Regions from separate parts of the Mus musculus genome. Here region 1 is linked to region 2. Evidence: chromatin loops called from intact Hi-C (ENCODE). Cell type or tissue: gastrocnemius. All regions are shown on one strand. Each heading gives the region's core, and the rest is flanking DNA. Links, peaks and the distances in the headings are about the cores only. Region 1 overlaps Itpk1 (inositol 1,3,4-triphosphate 5/6 kinase). Region 2 holds the start of Itpk1 (inositol 1,3,4-triphosphate 5/6 kinase).

What was found. Peaks named below come from ENCODE experiments on the same cell type or tissue, not always from the same donor. Only the 100,000 strongest peaks of a DNase experiment are listed, where the experiment ranks them.
Region 1: a loop joins it to region 2, with 6 times the contacts of the local background. A loop is called at or near these places in 26 of 42 quality-filtered maps.

What each region holds. Positions count from the first base shown.
Region 1 is chr12:102,574,957-102,583,283 of GRCm38, reverse strand. It overlaps Itpk1 (inositol 1,3,4-triphosphate 5/6 kinase), which reads left to right. Exons shown (of 10, transcript NM_172584.3): 8 at 4,112-4,179. Among named protein-coding and RNA genes, the nearest start is that of Chga, 24 kb to the right of the region's middle. In gastrocnemius, for the core only: CTCF peaks have their summits at 4,052 (motif pointing left) and 7,522 (motif pointing right); DNase peaks (open chromatin) are centred at 659, 3,016, 4,043 and 7,565.
Region 2 is chr12:102,704,000-102,712,326 of GRCm38, reverse strand. It overlaps Itpk1 (inositol 1,3,4-triphosphate 5/6 kinase), which reads left to right and starts at 7,458. Exons shown (of 10, transcript NM_172584.3): 1 at 7,458-7,605. The coding sequence starts at 7,511. Gm30296 (a long non-coding RNA gene) reads right to left here and starts at 1,552. Exons shown (of 4, transcript XR_001780676.2): 1 at 1,075-1,552. In gastrocnemius, for the core only: a CTCF peak has its summit at 3,780; DNase peaks (open chromatin) are centred at 1,166, 6,920, 7,359 and 7,691; H3K4me3 peaks cover 1,616 bases; H3K27ac peaks cover 2,052 bases.

The DNA.
Region 1 (8,327 bases), core at 138-8,137, 130 kb after region 2:
TATCCTAAGCATCCGCCAGCCCCAGCTGAGCAAGCAGAGCCTTCCTCGAGGCCCCAGAAGGCTCTGTTGCCAGGACTTCCTGCCCTCATCCCTGTAGGGCTGGTTACAGCGTCTTCAGCTCTCTGCTCTGAACCTTCTTCTCTGGCTGAGACCAGGTGGTTTGGGACAGTCCCATCCTGACACTGGACCCAGCTGAGACCACGCAACGAGGGCAGTGATAGACAGGTGTGTCACGTGTACCACCAAGAGACATTCTTGCAGGCTGTGGGACACAGGAGATTAAGGTTTTTATAAAAACATTTATTTGCCCAATTTTAAAAATACACCCATTGAACCTATGAACACACACACAGAGACAGACAGACAGACAGACAGACATGTCTTGCTTATGACACTCCCTTTCCTTTCTTACCAGATCATCTCATCTCTGAATGAAATGTGGGGTCCTTCCTTACGCCCACAAAAGCCTGTTTGTTCACTCTCTCCTCCTCTTTCTTCCTGGTTGTAAAGCACGAGGCCAGTTTCTGCCTTGGCACTGGGGATGATAAAGGCGGGAGCTGTCAGTGTGTCTTCTCTTGTGACCGTTTCTAGGCCACGAAGTACCCTGAGGCATAACATTTGGAGGTGGGCTGGGAATCAGAGTGACTTTGAGTGGGCCTGTCTGATCGGGAAGTGGCACAGTTCCAGCTTCGGCCTGCACGTTCCTAGCCTGACCAAGACGACCTCAGGCTTCAACAGCCCTTTCTCCTGACTAGTTGGAAAGGGGCTTTGAGGATTCTTTCCAGAGCCCACTCAACCTTGCGGCCCCCGCCCTCCATGTGGCAGGGCCCTCAGCTTCCATGTGCACCCTGGGAGATAGGTCTCCTGCCTTGGGGTTGTTCTGGACGTGGGCTACAGATAGACAAGGACCCTTTCACTCCATAGCTACCATTTTTCTCTGATTCTCATGTGCATTTCTGTCCTTTGCATGTCAAGGTCCAAAGTCAGTGTGTGACTTATATAGCCCCTGGTACCTTACAGGGTAGGTACCTGGACTGGAACCCAGGGAGTTTACTAAGGGAGCCAGCATCCGCTTGTGCCAGCCACTAGGGATACGGTGTGCTTATGTTCTCTGTCTTAGGTCTGTGATTCTCAAGACATCGTGCATATCAGATATTTAAATTATGATTCATAACAGAAGTTACAGTTTGGCAGTAGCAGTGAAAATAATTTTATGGTTGAGGTCATCACAGCATGAAGAATTAGATTAAAGGGTTGAAAGCCACAGTTCTAGGTAGCTGTCTGCATCTTCTTCCTGTTTCTCTTTCATCCTGTACCTTGACCCTGAAGCCACATTGCCTTGGGCTCCTAGCTTTGTGTAAGGACTCTACTCCCCCTCCCTCCAGGTCCTAAGGGTGCATAAGACCCGTGCCTCTTATTTATTTGAAAGGATAATAAGCATCTCCAGGGTTGTCCCAGTCCTTTGATGCTATTGCAGGGTGACTGTGGTATGCAAATGAGTGGGTGGGGCCATGCTCTGTGCTCTCCAAGAAGACTGCAGATACAGGTAGCCTGGCTTACAGTCTGTAGTTTATACTGAGCTGACACCAGGACACCTAAAGTCATATGATGCTGCTTTTATTGAACATGCCATAGACTCGCCATGCCAGAGGGCCAGCCAGGAGCCAGGCAGGCAGGTTTATTAGCAATGTGTGTTCCCGTGAGGAATAACAACATATGGGAGAGACATAACTGGAGGATCCGTTTTATTGGAGATGAGCACTTCAGGGGACATATAGGCAAGTGCTAGGACACCAGATGGAAGGGTGTGTGAGAAAGACTAAGCAGGGCAGTGGCAGGTACAGGCACCTCTGCAGAGTCGCATTCAATGACAGGATGGTGGCTTACACCATGGGGAAAGACAGGAGACCAAACATGAAGGCTGAAAGCAGCAGGTCATAGTCTACATTGTTGAGATGCCTGAGCCAGTCTGGTTATTCACCCTCCCTTTGAGTCTGTTTTGTCTCCCTGAGAGCAAAACCACCCGGTGACCATCACCTTGGCCTCCCATTCTCATTGGGAGTTTGAGGTGGCCCCCAAGCTAAGTGTTTGGGGGACTAGTCCAGGAGCACTCAGTGGCTAGGCTCCCAAATATCAGCGCTCCTGGGAGCAAGAACATTGCTGCTAAGGGTAGAGAGCAAGGCCCAGGCCCCACCAGAACCAACTATCTCAAAGCTTCCTAAGGAGCCAGGCTCCAGCACTCTTTGCTGGGGCTAGACACCTCTGACCCATCTCAACTCCTCTCAGTCTCTTGCTGACAGGCATGACTGGAAGCTGCTCACTCCCTGCATCCTGGTTGTGCAGAGGTGCCTTCACCGGGGGCATCTCTTGCTTAGTGGTCCTTAGGCCAGAGTGCCCCCGGCCAGCAGTAGCAGTCAGAGTAGAGGGCAGTTTTCCTTTGAGCTATCTGTACATTTGATCAGTCTATATGATCTGTCCAGTGAAACAGACATCACAAGTCTCCGGTGCCGTCCCTTCCTAGCACCAGCCAAGCCTCTGTGTGCTTCGTGCAGGCTCCCACAGGCTTCCCACACTCCTTGAGCATTACTGTGTCTACCTGCTCCTGTCCTCACACCTCAGGCCTGCTCTGCTCTTTCCGCCTTTGCTCTTGGGGACCTATAGAGGCTTGGGTGGGAGGTACCCCGAGTTCAGGACGCTCCAGGAGAAGGTTGGCAATGCCTATGGAAGGCCAGAGAGCCATCCTAAGTGACGAAGCCCTGGTCCAGCCTCTTGGTCTGTCAGGCTCTGCCCGCCATTCCTGAAGGTTCACCTGTGCCCGAGAGCAGGGACCAGTGGGCGTGCTTGACACAAGTCCCGCAGGGTGTTTATTTTTCCCAGGCTCCTCCCCAGGACCATCTCTCATGCCCCCTGTCTGGACTGGCTCTGGTCGGAGCAGCGGGAGGACTGTCGGGCACACCGGGGTGGCCAGGGGCCTCTGTGCCCCACTAGCGGGAAGGATGCCAGGTACTTCAGCGCCTGCCTGCTTGGCTCTGCCTGAATCACTTCCTTGTGCATGATTTTTATGGCGCCGTAGAGTCATGGGGCTGCTGGGGGGTCATGGCAGCCACAACAGGCACCTGAGCCCTGGCACACACGCCCTCAGCCCGTGTTCAACCTGTCCTAGTGCTCGGGGGCCTGGGTCCCAGGGATGATCACCATGTCCTGCAGGGTGGGGGATCCATGACACCTCTTTTGCAAGAATTTGAGCAAGGGTTGTCAGGACCCCCTTGGGGGGGCTTCCAGCCCAGATTGGCCCTGTGCTATTCTTGGTGGGAGTGGGGCTATGAGGGGGTAATGGCCAGATCTCAACCCCTAGGCTTGTGGTTTTGTGATTCTCGCCCTAGCGTGTCCATGCTTCCAAGTGCTTGAGAACATTGCAAACTGTGCAGCCAAGCTTACATCTCCCCAGAGCAATCATGGCTTACACCTCAAGGACATTCGTACAAGGGGAATAAATGGACGCTCCATCACATTCCTGGGACTGAGCTGCCTCTCTGGCGTCCAGGGGGCTGAGGGATTGTGGGCAGCAGCAGATCAGCCATGTGGTGTAGAGGAGACTGGGGCATTGCAAGGCTTTCCTGGGTGAGCCTGTGGAAGCCTTGCTCGGGTTCCTATTAAGTAGTTGGGAACCTTTTGTCTGTTCAGCTTACATATGAGTGGCCACTTGATTGGGGTTACCTGGCCCAAATGGCTTTTGGTAGGCTTCTTCTCTCAGGGCACTCCAGACCTTTGATATCTGGGTGCACTATGTCTTCACCTCCGTTGCCCTTCTCTTCCCAGCCTCCTGTTCATACTTATGACCGGCCCAGCCTTAGGTGCTAAGGAAACCCATACATAGTGCCATACAATGGTAGTGAGGGTGCCCCAGTAAACCACTCATTTTTATGTGGGAGGACAAATTGAAGCCGGGATCCTGATGGATGCACATCTCTATGTGATGTGGGAGCCTAGCTCCCAAGAACCCAGGGCTGAGCCAGAGGCCACCCAGAGCGTGACTGGGGTGGTGCTGCCCCCTGGTGTTGGCATTGCTGTCTCCTGGTCTGATTCACCCTGTGACTTCTGTTTTTTTCAGATCGTGAGTCCATCTTCTTCAACAGCCACAATGTGTCAAAGCCGGAGTCTTCATCAGTCCTCACTGAGGTATGTCTGTCGTCCACGGCAGCCTGTCAAGGGGTTCTAGCTGAGCTGTTTAGAAGGGCCCACACAATCATATCAGTGGGCTTCATGGTCTTGTATGTGTCTGGAAGGGAGCACTTAGGACCTGGTGAGGACCACTTTCAGTGAGTCAGCTTGCCTCTGGAGCAGCCTCCCTCTTGCCATCATGGCTGGAACATCAGTATGTCAGGCTTAGTGGGGGGTGCTTGGCGGCCTTATCTCATGCAGCTTTACAGAAAGGGCAACCAGCTTAGAGAAAGGACAACACAGACCGAGTTCATACAGAGGCAAGCAGGGATTACCCTCACCTCTCTGATTACAAAGTTGAGAGTCTTCTAGAAATTTCCTTCCTTGATAGTAGCAAAAAGTGCCTTGGGCTACAGCCTTCTGTTCCCCACAGAAGTCTGGCTTCAGCTCTCCATGGGGGAGTCATGTGTTCTGGGAGCTCAGAGTAGGTCCTTCTATCTCTCCTGATTATACTCAACGACAGAAGCTGCCATTGTCTTGTACCTAACCTGGTTCCAGGCCCTTGGCCTGGCCTCGGGTGCCTGACCTCTGACCTCAGCAGCACGGCAGTTCCTTTCTTGTGTGGCTCTGGCTGGCCTCAGAGTCACAGATCCACCTGCCTCTGCCTCCTGAGCGCTGGGATTAAAGGTGTGCGCCACCAGCGTGGCTAGTTCCTTGTTTGCGCTTCCTTTGAAGATGCCACTGTGAGCCAAGAGATAAAGCGTGGCTTTGACAGGACCTGGAAAGATAGCACTGTCCCTTGGGATCTAGATTGATGTCGTCCCCCTAGAACAAATAGGGAAGCCTTGGACCATCAGGCTTGTTTAACTTTTAATTACTGTGTGTTCGTGTGCGTGCGTGAAAGTCAGGGGACCACTTTGTGGAGTTTATGGTTCTTCCCACCCCACCTGTATGTGTGTTCTGTGAAAGGAACTCAGCTCTCAAGACTTTGACACACTGAGCCACCTCATCCGCCCAGACCACCACATCTCAAGCAGACTCTCACAGAGCTGGCTATGCACCCTGAGAAATACAAGCAGAGCCGTGTATGTGGGAAGGCTTTCTTCTCCTCATGTCAGAATCACTGGCGTCCTGCCCCCTCCCACTAGGCCCCTGGGAATCCAGCTCATCTGGTGGCAAGAGGGAGTTGGCCTTACACAGGCTTCCCGAGAGGCTGTCCCTGTCGGTGTTCTTGCGTGGTAGAGCACTGCTGAGCACTGAGACTATTACCAGCCAGTGCCAGAGGGATGCTTTAAGGCTGGGAAGTCTCCCTTCTTGAATCATTGCCTATTGGCCTGCTTCTTCTTCTGAGGAATGGAGAGAGTCTACTACACCACAAGGTCCCTCCCCACACCTGAGGCCTTCAGGTACCCCATATTTCCACTACCACACCGAGCCCTTCAGAGCTGACGTCTTGTGGTGCAGAACGGCACACACAGCCTTTGTCCCTGGGGACATCACACTCCAGGATGCCGGCAAGCTGAACTGGAAGTCGATTCTATTCCTAGGAACCAGTGGCCAGAGCATGCCCCACTCCTGCCCCAAGGAGTGCCATGCAGGGACACCCAGTAACCTTGAAGGCCCGCCTCATCCCTAGACAATGCCTTTGAAAATGGGCCTCGCTTCTCCCTAAGCTTTTAGACCATGAACACCTTTCACCATTGAGAGGGTGAAAGGTGTTCATGGGATTATTGAGCATAGCTCCCAGTGGGTAGCTCAGTGGCAAATACACACACACACACACACACACACACACACACACACATCTATCCCCAGCACTGCCATAGTGAGGAAGCAGAGTTCTCTGCTGTGGTCTGACCTGAGGTCTGACCTGAGTCACATCACCTCCCTGAGCCTGGGTTCCTTCATCTCTCTCATGAGTCACTAGGAATGTCTGCGTCTGACATGTACACACCTGTATTGTGATTAGTGTCAGCTGCAATAGAGGTCGAGGGTCACCAGGTCAGTCCACAGGCACACCAGCTCGATTCTTCCTCCTGTCCTAGAACCCCACAGCTCAATTGGCTTGGGTCCATGGGGCCATCTCTCTGCCTTTGTCTAGTACTAGACTGGCTGTTTGGTTTTGGATAATCAAATGGCTTCAGAAGGACTTCTGAGATTCTTTAGCTGAGCTAAGAAGGTGCTTTTATAAACAGCGTGTCACGGGGCTCCATAACAGGCAATGATGAGTACTGCCTTGCTCCCAGGCACTGCGCCACGAGCCTCAGCTATCCGCTCAGCAGTCCTTCCTTACCGGAGCCTCACGGCCTAGGTATTTTTATTAGCTTATTCACTGGGGTGGAAAAGCAAGGTCCAGGAGGGCCACTTGACAGATCAGGGACACATAGTGGATGCAGGAAGGCCAAGGCTAGTCTCTGATTTGGTTTGGGACTCTGGGCTGGGCCAAGCCACTGACCCAAGTGACCAGGAAGCTCAGGCAGGGCTGAGTGCCCACTGTAGCCAGGTGGTGGCTGCCCCTCACCCCCACCCCAGGAAATACTTTCCCTAGGTCAGGCACGGGATAGCAGGGTTTCAAATGGAGGGGCCCTGCTGTTCACAGAGCTGTGGGTATAGCCTGAGCAGCAGGACATAGGTGGGTCCGTGTGTCGGTCCCTGCTCAACACATGTCTATATTAAGGTCTTTTTATTAGTGACCAGCGCTTTTTTATTTGGTTGTTGTCCTAGTTAGTTAGGGTTACTGTTGCTGCGGTGAGACACCATGACCAAAGTGGCTTGGAGAAGAAAGGACTTAACTTGGTTTATGCTTCCACATCACAGTTCATTTTGAAAGGAAATCAGGACCGGAACCTGAGGCAGAGCTGATGCAGCAGCAGTGGAGGGAAGCTGCTCACTGCCTTGCTCCTCATGGCTTCTTCAGCCTGCTTTCTTGTAAAACCCAGAACTGTCAGCCTGGGGGTGGCACCACCCACAATGGGCTGGGCCCTCCCCCATCTATCACTGATTAAGAAAATGCCCTACAGGCTGGCCCACAGTCCAGTCTTACGGAGACACTTGCTCAGTTGAGCTTCCCTCTCCAGTGACTCTAGCTTGTGTCTGAGTTGTACAGTTGTCTTGTTTTGAGATAGGATCTCACTTTGTAGCTTGGCTGGTGTGGAACTCTCTATGTAAATCGTGCTCCTGCCCCCAAATACTGGGATTTACACCACCACACCCAGCATTTTCTGGGCTTTTTAAATTGAGATAAAAATCTACCTGTGTAAAATTGGCTATTTTAAGTATTTTTTTTTTAAGATTTAATTTTTTTTGTATGCATGTGAGTGTTTGGCCTGCATGTCTGTGCACTATATGCATGCTGTGCCTGCAGAGGTCAGAAGAGGGCATCAGATCCCATGTGAATACTGTCAAGTCCAGGTCCTCTGTAAGAGTAACCGGTCCTCTAAACTGCTGAGCCATCTGCCCAGCTCCTACAGTGAACAATTTAATAGCAGCAGTCACACACTCAGTGTCCTGTTGACACACCTCTATCCAATTCCAAAATATTTTCCTCCCCTGTTTCCATGAACACCCGATCCCTGTTCCTCCCGCCCCAGCCCCTGGCCACCTTGAGTCTGACCTCCACCTACATGATCTCAGACTGTGCTGGGCGGTCTACATAAGCCGTATCTTCAACACTTCGCTCCCCAGCTGACTCCCGACCCTCGGCACCGTGCATGGAAGAACTTGAGTCCTTTTTATGGACAATTCATGTTTCTTTGTGTGGATAAGCTACAGCTTTCCCATTTGTCTGGAACCATCTGGAACATTTGGCCATTGGAAGATCACTACAGTTACCATTGGTGCCCCAAGGTCTCTTTGAGTGCCCTTTTTAAACCCCTAATAGACTTATCTATCTGGGTCCTAAGGTATTCTATGTTTAACCATTTGAGAATTTTTAAATAAATCTATTCATTCATTTTTGTGTGTGGAGCTCAGAGGACAGTTTTCAAAAGTCTCTGCCCCCTGCAGGACTTGGAGGATCAAACTCGAGTCATCGAGTAACAAGAGCTTTAACCCGCTGGCCCATCTCACCAGCCCAGTGTGTTTCATTTCCCACTTTGGTTTGAACCTGCCCCTTTCCCCAGATCTCAGTACTTATTGTCAGCTAGTGTGCACTCTATTGTGACAGT
Region 2 (8,327 bases), core at 7-8,006:
TGTGGAGGTCTCAGGTTTGATTCCCACCACCAACATGATGGCTCTTGACCATCAGTAACTTCTGTTCAGGGGATCTGGTGGCTTTTTCAGGCATGCACATGGTGTGTGTGTATGCGTGTGTGTGTTTAGGTAGGGGCAAAACACTAACATATAAAATTTAAGAATCTAAAAAAACTTTAAGGACTGGAGAGATGGCTCAGTGGTTAAGAGCACTGACTGCTCTTTCAGAGGTCCTGAGTTCAATTCCCAGCACACATGGTTGCTCACAGCCATCTGTAATGCAATCTGATGCCCTCTTCTGGTGTGTGTCTGAAGACAGCTATAGTATACTCATATAAATAAATTAAACAAATCTTTTAAAAAATGTAAAAAAAGAAAAGTGTGACTAATTTGTGGAAATGAGAGTATAGTGACTGCATCTCACGGATACCACAGTGTGACCTGTCCGAAAGAAAACAAATCATCTGTGACCTTTGAACAGGGTTGACCTCCTTCCATTCAGAGAAGAGGTGTGCTTGGTGTGGGAGGAAGAACAGAGAAAGCCAGCTCGGGACTGGGAACTGTGGTTATGGGATGGCTACATATGTAAATACCTTAGAGTGGGGCCAGGCAGGAAGCTCGGTGGTAAAGACTCTGGATTGGCCTTCCAGAACCATGCACGGAAATATCTAAGCATGACCAGACCTCATGCATCCCCTGGCAGACATCATACTGTCTGCGTTGCCTTCCAGCCAGAAGCATTTAACTTGTTCCTAACTAAGACTTTATCCAACTTCCAACTTGCAGCAAGCACTGGGGACAGAGGAGCCAGCAAACACCAGTCAGGCCAATCAGGACACACCTTCCCCACTACAGTCAATTCGATCTCTTTCCCAAGGAGAACTGGTTTCAATCAGAGGAAATCGACAGGAGCCGCAGAGGGACAGCTTTGGGTCCTGGATTGCACGAACCAGTTGTAATGAGAACTTTTCAAGGCAAGGAGGGATGTTTGATATATCCATCCATTTTCTGTCACTATTACAAAATATCTGAGGCTGGGCACTTTATCAGGAAAGATATTTATTTGATTCATACCTTCAGAGGTCCAGAAGCATGGCACGGCGTGGCACTGGCCTCTACCTGGCTTTGGCAAATGACTTCTGGCTTCATCACAATGTGGCAGATGGCACCATGGTGGGAGCCCGGGTAGGAGGGGGAGGCAGCATGGGAAGAGAGGAAGCAGGAGATGTTCAGGGCCAGGGTTGTGCCTTCTGTACAGCCAGTTCCTATGGAAACCAACCAGGGTCAAGTGAAAACGACTTAATCTCTTCAGAGGTCAGCACCCCAGTGACCTAGTCACTTTCCACCAGGCTCTGCCCCTTAAAGAGTCAACCTCACACTGGGACCAGCTCAAACCACAGTGATATCAATTAAGGTCTACATGATGGTAAGGAATTATTTATAATGTTTACAGGCATGGGGACTGGAGAGATGGCTCAGCTGTTAGGAGCACGTGCTGTTCCTACAGAGGACTCAGGGTCAGTTCCTGTCTCCCATAACGAGCCACAGTTCCAGTTTAGGGAGTCCAGTGCCCTTTTCTGGTTTTCATAACTACAACACCTATCCCTCCACACAACAGGCACATAACTAAAAGTAAAATCTTTGGGGGAAAAAGGTGGGAGTGGCTGGAGAAGACAGCTCAGTTGCTAAGAGCAATGACTATTCTTCCAGGGGACCTGGGGGTGATGCCTATCACGTACATTGCAGTCTGTAACTTCATTTCTAGAGGATCTGATGCCCTCATCTGGCCTCTGTGGACAGCAGGCACACATGTGGTAGACAGATGTACATGTGAGCAGAACCCTCACACCTACACACAAAGCAAAATAAAATAAATTTTAAAGGAAAAAGATATAGAAGCACCCACGTGGGTGCTTCAGATACTTCTCTTTCTGTCAACAGTCGTTCTGCAGAGTAGCTATGCCCTGAACTCACACTGTAGACAGTCCTCGACAGACTTTCCTGTTCTGTGATAACCCTGTGTTTCCCCCTTGCTATAACTGTTTCTGACATATAGTACCATATGATGAAAAATGACCTTTTATTTACTCATATATTTGTGTGTATGCAGTGTATGTGCATGTTCATGTGTGCGTGTGCGTGTGCGTGTGTGTGTGTGTGTAGGCCTGAGTCAGTGCTAGATGGCCTCTTTCTCATTCTGTTTCTTTGAGGCCGAGCATCATCACTGAACCTAGAGCTCACCAATTGGCTAGTCTTGCTGTCAATCAAACTCCAGGCATTCCCCTGTCTTCCCCCCTGAAAGCTGGGGTTACAGATGCCCCTTCCCACACCCCACTCTTTTATGGATGTTTGGGATCTGATCTTGGCTACAAGCCAAGAACTTTACCCACTAAGTCATCGTCCCTGCCCTCCAAAATATTTTAATAGTTCAATAAATATTAAGTGAAAAACCAGAGTCCTCTCACCCCAGTCTGTATTCTCATGTGTTGTTTCAGAAATGACACTATCTCTGGTCACATAAAAATATCAGGGTTCACATTTCCCTGAGAAAAACTCAGGGTGTGTGTGTGTGTATGTGTGTGCAACTGTGTGTGTGCCCTCGTGTGCAGGCATGCTTGTGAGTGTGGAGGCCACCACCAGACTTTTCAAAACCCCATCGAAATTCTTTGAGACAGGTTCTCTTATTAAGCCAGAGCTCCCAAGTTAGGCTAGGTGGGCTGGCGGCCAGTGAGCCTCAGGTGCCGCTTGCCTCTGCCTCCCTGGTGCTGGGATTACACATAAGTTTCACTACTACACCTTGTTTGTTTGGTTTTGGTTTTTTGAGACAGGGTTTCTCTGTGTAGCCCTGGCTGTCCTGGAACTCACTCTGTAGACCAGGCTGGCCTCAAACTCAGAAATCTGCCTGCCTTTGCCTCCCAAGTACTGGGATTAAAGGCGTGCGCCACCACTGCCCGGCTCCTTTTTTTTTTTTTTCCTGTGGGTTTTGGGGGTAGAACTCAGAGTTTCATGCTTGTGGGGCAAGCACTTTACAATGGAGCCATCTCTTACATCTCTTTCTTCCATTTTTCTTTTTCTTTTTTTTTTAAAGGTTTATTTATTTATTTATCATATGTAATTACACTGTAGCTGTCTTCAGACGAACCAGAAGAGGGCATCAGATCTCATTACGGGTGGTTGTGAGCCACCATGTGGTTGCTGGGATTTGAACTTTGGACCTTCAGAAGAGCAGTCGGGTGCTCTTACCCACTGAGCCATCTCACCAGCCCCTCTTCCATTTTTCTATAGAAAGCCTCTCAGACTTTCTATTATACTCGATGGTTTTCTTTTCTTTTCTTTTTTCTTTTTGGTTTTTAGAGACAGGGTTTCTCAGTGTAGCCATGGCTATCATAGAATTTGCTTTGTAGACCAGGCTGGGATTAAATGTGTGCACCACCATGCCTGGCAAGTTTTTCTTTCTTCTTCTTCTTCTTTTTTTTTTTAATGTTTATTTTACATGCATTGGTGTTTTGCCTCCCTGTATGCCTGTGTGAGCGTGTCAGAAACCCTGGAGTTAGAGTTACAGACAGCTGTGAGCTGCCATGTGGGTCCTGGGAATTAAATTCGGTCCTCTGGAAGAGCAGCCAGCACTCTTAATCACCGAGCCATCTCTCCAGCCCCAGGTTTTTCCTTTTTGAAATCCCATATCTGAGAGATACTTTGATACCTGCCCTTCCAAGTGTCACACTAGCCCTCCTGCCCTAAGCTCCAGGGTCACCCTCAGTCCCTTTGCTCTCCAGCTGGTGGCCCCCTTCTGCCAGCAGTGGCTGCCTGGGCTGCACCCAGTTCTCTCTCAGCTCTCCTTTTATTTCTTCATTGCTTTGCTGGTTCCTCCGTTCCTCTTGGCCTCTGAACCGTGCCTCGGCTCCATCCTTGACCTTTCCTCTGCTTGCTCTTACACCCTAGGTGATCTCATCCAGTCTTGTGGCTCCAAGTAACATCTCAACACTCACGCCACCCGTCTCGATGTTATCTCCAGCCTGAGTCACGGGCCGAACTACAGCCTCTTTCATCGGATGGCTTTCGTGCCGGCTCTCTCCACTGAATAGCTGGTAGAACTCCTGACTTGAGGCCCCAAACCGGTGCCTCCTTTTGTTTCCCTGTCTTACATACTTGGTGACTCCATTCTGCAGTCATTCAGGCCGGGATCCAGAACACGTATGCCTTCTCTTTCGTTTGCAGTTGCACGTACTGCTCATAGCCGACACCACTGGCTTTCACTTCCAGCTCTTCCCTGAGCCTGGTCGTGCCTCACTACCTTCCCAGCTTCACCATAGTCATCACTGGCCTGGGTTGCCGCAGGAACCTCCTGTTTTTCTCTCTCCCCTATTCTTGCTTCCCTGACAGGGTCTCAAGACAGTAGCCAGGTGATCTGAGTAAAACCAGGCAAGGTCCCGTTGTCAATCATGAGACTTCCTTTACATTAAGAGGTGCCCTCTGTGATTTGGCACCCCCCAACCCCCGCCATATTCTCCTCAGCTCTTTCTGTTCCAGCCTACCTCTTCACTGCCCCTTGCTGACATCAGACCCAAGTTCTTGCTGTTCCTCAGCCTCACCTCAGTCAGGTATCTGTGTGACATGCCCACTCCCCTTGCTGAACTTTTGTTCAAATATCACCTCCTTATGGTGTCTACCTCAGGTACCTGTTCAAATCTTTATCTCTGTGCTTCTAGCCCAACATCCTCTTTCCCACATGGAGGGTGGAGGAGGCTGAGAAGAGATAGACTAGGGGTCTTTTTTTTTTTTAAGCACATTTTTAGACAGCACAACCATCAGTCTTCTGTATCCTGAAGTGCTTTTGCACAAACACAACCTTCTCTTCAGTTAGAACAGAGGATCCAAGGCACTAAAGGCTAGGTAGGGACTTGCTAAGTTACCCAGCAGTCAGTGGGTCCTTGATCACTTCCGTTCCAAAGTGATCAGAATACAACAAGCCCTGAGGCTGGGTCTTGAAGGATTTTCGGTGAGCCCCGGAACTTCTCGGACCTTGAACTCACTTGCCCTGAAGGCGAGGTCCTGACTAGCGTGTTCCGTCCTCTGGGAAACTCCAGGTGGAGCATTTCCTGCCCAATTTACAGATGAAAGCAACAGAATAACTTGTCTCAGTCACCAGCCAGCCCCCTAGTCTTCCCCCCACATCCCTTTGGTTATCCCGCTCTTCTCCTTGGCTCATAGTCTACCCTTCCTGCCCTTTCACCCTCTGAACTCTCTCAGCTTTCATCTAGACAGGTGCCCCTAACCCCAAACTCCTACTTGTCTTTCAATGTCATAGTCTCAAGTCACTCAGAGGCAGGACTCACATGGCTCTCATCACATGCTCCAGGACTCAATGGTTTGTATGTCTCTGCCTTACTCATCTTGGGACTACAAGGCCGGCACTACCCCGCCACACCCTGGGTTCCCTGCTTGTGTGGAAGGAAGGAAGGAACTCCAGCAGGGATCCTGAACCACCCAGACACACAACTCCAGAGAAACCCACAGCCTGTGCCAGGGTGTGGGAATTTCTACTGTTGACTTCAGCAGTGAGGCACTGGCCATCGTCTGCTCCCTAACCCCTTTCTTTTCACCTTCTTGGACTTCCGGTCCCCATTTCTTCTCTCAGTTCTAGGTTGGCCATGATGTTCCACAGAAGCGATCTTCCTCAGGCACAGAGCTGAATGGGTGCAGTTACACTTTGTCTTCTGGCTTCCATGGTCCAGGATACAAAGTCCCTGCTTTCCAGAGCCATGTGGGTTCTCTAATCCTCTTCCATCCTTTTCTCCAATTAAAGAAAAATTAAACTCACTAGATCTTATTTAAAGAAGCACCCAGGCTCCACAGTAGGGGAGCAACTGAGCTCCACTCTGGCAACAAGGAAAGATGGGAAGTCACTGCCAAGGAGCAGAGTGGAACATCTGTGGGTGGAGAATTTCTGAGCAAAACCACCAGGGCTCCTGGGATTCTGGCTCAATTTACTTGACAGGATTATTATTATTATTTACATTTATTTATTTGTGTGTGTATATGCCACAGCATGAGTGTCAGTCAAAGGAAAACATGGACTTAGTTCTCTCCATCTACGCTGTGGAGAATAGAACTCTCGTTGTCAGGTTTGGCCACAAGTACCCTTACCAGCTGAGCCATCTCAGCAGCCCCACTTGACAGCATTCTTACTGCAGACAGGCCGCAGTGATCTGATACCAGGGATGGCGAACTTTTCTGACTCAGGAGGTTTCTTGCTAAAACTGAACCAAGGGGGACCAAGGACACTGCCCAAGGTCAGGATCTAAGCCGGAAAAAGGGACTTGGTGTAACTCCTCAAGTCTGGTCAAGGCCCGTTTCTGTCACTTTACTAACAGCTTTCATTTCTTCAAGCCTTTTCTCATCTCAGATCTTCAAAAATTGTCTTTATTTCCAAAGCCAGATAAAATGTCTTTCTTTACACACGGGAACCCATTTTTTTTTCCCTGTCTGTGTCTGGGGAGAGCCTCCAATTTCTCCTCCCAATGCCTAAAGCATAGGCTGGAGATGGCTGGAATGCTAAGTACTGTCCCATAGGCCGGGGTAGAGCAGGTGGCTCAGAGGATCCAAAGCACTAAGTCAGACGCCGAGCTACGTCCCTTCACCTAGCAAAGAAAAGGCTCTCCTGAAGATGCTATGTGCACTCTGGCTGCTTCTCTCCCTCCGCTGAAAGGGACCCCAGAGTGTGAACCTGGGGCAGTTGTGGAGATAGTACAGGACAATTGCAACGAATTGCCTCTGGGGGCAATCCCCGCTGTGCTGCCAAGGAGCAACGAAGCCCAGTGGTTTGGCCGCCCTCCAAGATAGACACAAGGCGCCCACACCACGACTCCCTCACCCCACTCTGCCCTGGCCACCATCCAGCACCCCGCCACTAGCGGCGGCGCCTTTAAGACTCATTGGCGCCCCCTGGCGGTAACCGGCGCTTCCTCCTCCGGGAGCTCTGCCCCAGGCCCCGCGTGTGCGTGGCGTGTGCGCGGGCGCTGGGGCAGGAAGGGCGGGGGACACGGCGGCGCGCTCCCCGAGGGGGTCCCCGCGCGTCCGAGAGGCACGCGCGGGCGAACCCTCGCCGCGGGAGGGCGTGCTCCAGCTCGGGCTCGAGGCTCGGGTGCGGTCTCGGGCGGCGGCCCGGGATCCCTAGAGTCCTCGAGCGGCGCACGGTGCTGCGGGGCGCACGTCCCTGCGCGGGCGAGCCCCGCGGGGCGGAGGGGGCGGGGCGGCGGCGGGGCGCGCCCACCCGCGGGGCCCAGCCAGTGGCGCGGCGCGCTGAGCCTCCGCCCCCCAGCCGCCGCCCCGCCCCGGCCCGCCCCGCCCGCCGCCCCGCCCGGTAGGACCGCGCGCTGAAGCCCGCTCCGCGTCCCCGCCGCCGCCGCCGGAGGAGGTGCCCGCACGCTCGCGGCGCGCGCCGGCCCCACACGCTCGGCCTGTGGGCAATTTCCTCCGGACCCAGGCTCCCGGGCCGAGGAGGAAGAAGATGCAGACCTTCCTGAAAGGGAAGAGAGTTGGCTACTGGCTGAGCGAGAAGAAAGTCAAGAAGCTCAATTTCCAGGCCTTCGCGGAGCTGTGCAGGTGAGGAGGGACGCGGCTTGGGGACCCCCGCGGCCCGAGCCTGGTTACCCTCGGCGGGCGCGGGGCAGACGACGGCGACCCGGGAAGGAGCGGCGCGCGCTGAGGGCTGGTTCGGAGCAGCAAGGTGGCCGCGGGGGGCCGCGGGCTGTGTCCGAGGGGAGCGTGGCCGCTGTGGGCGTTGGGTTCGGACCGCGGCTCTCAGGTGCACTGGGGTCGTGCCGGGAGATCCCTGGCCGTCCAGGGTGGTGGGACCCGGGAAATCGGGGAGTCCACGCCAGCAGTCAGGGGTTAGAGGGTACTTTTGGACTGGTGTGTTTTTCTTCCTCCCTCTTCTTCCCCTTAGTAGAGCAGGATACCGGCGTTTGTGTGGAGCCTACTACGTGCCTCGCGTGTGCACGGCTCCTGAAGCTGTCATTGCATATCAGCCGGCTTAAGCCCAGTTGAAATGAGTAGCGATACTTGGCTTGTCTGTGGTGATTTGCTGTCTCATTAGAGCCTCGCAGCAGCCTCGCAAATTAGCCAGGATGGTGATTCTGGGCCACGTGTCTTAGAAGAGGGACACCTACCAGCAGAGAGGTGGGGTACCTGCCTTGTAGTCCCAGGGCCAAGGAGTGGCAGAGCATAGAAAGTGATGGGTGGACCCACGTAGGGTAGAATTGTCTTCTGCCATTCCGGCTGAGCACCTCGTTCTCCCTGCGCTGGTGCTTCAGTGGCAGAGACCG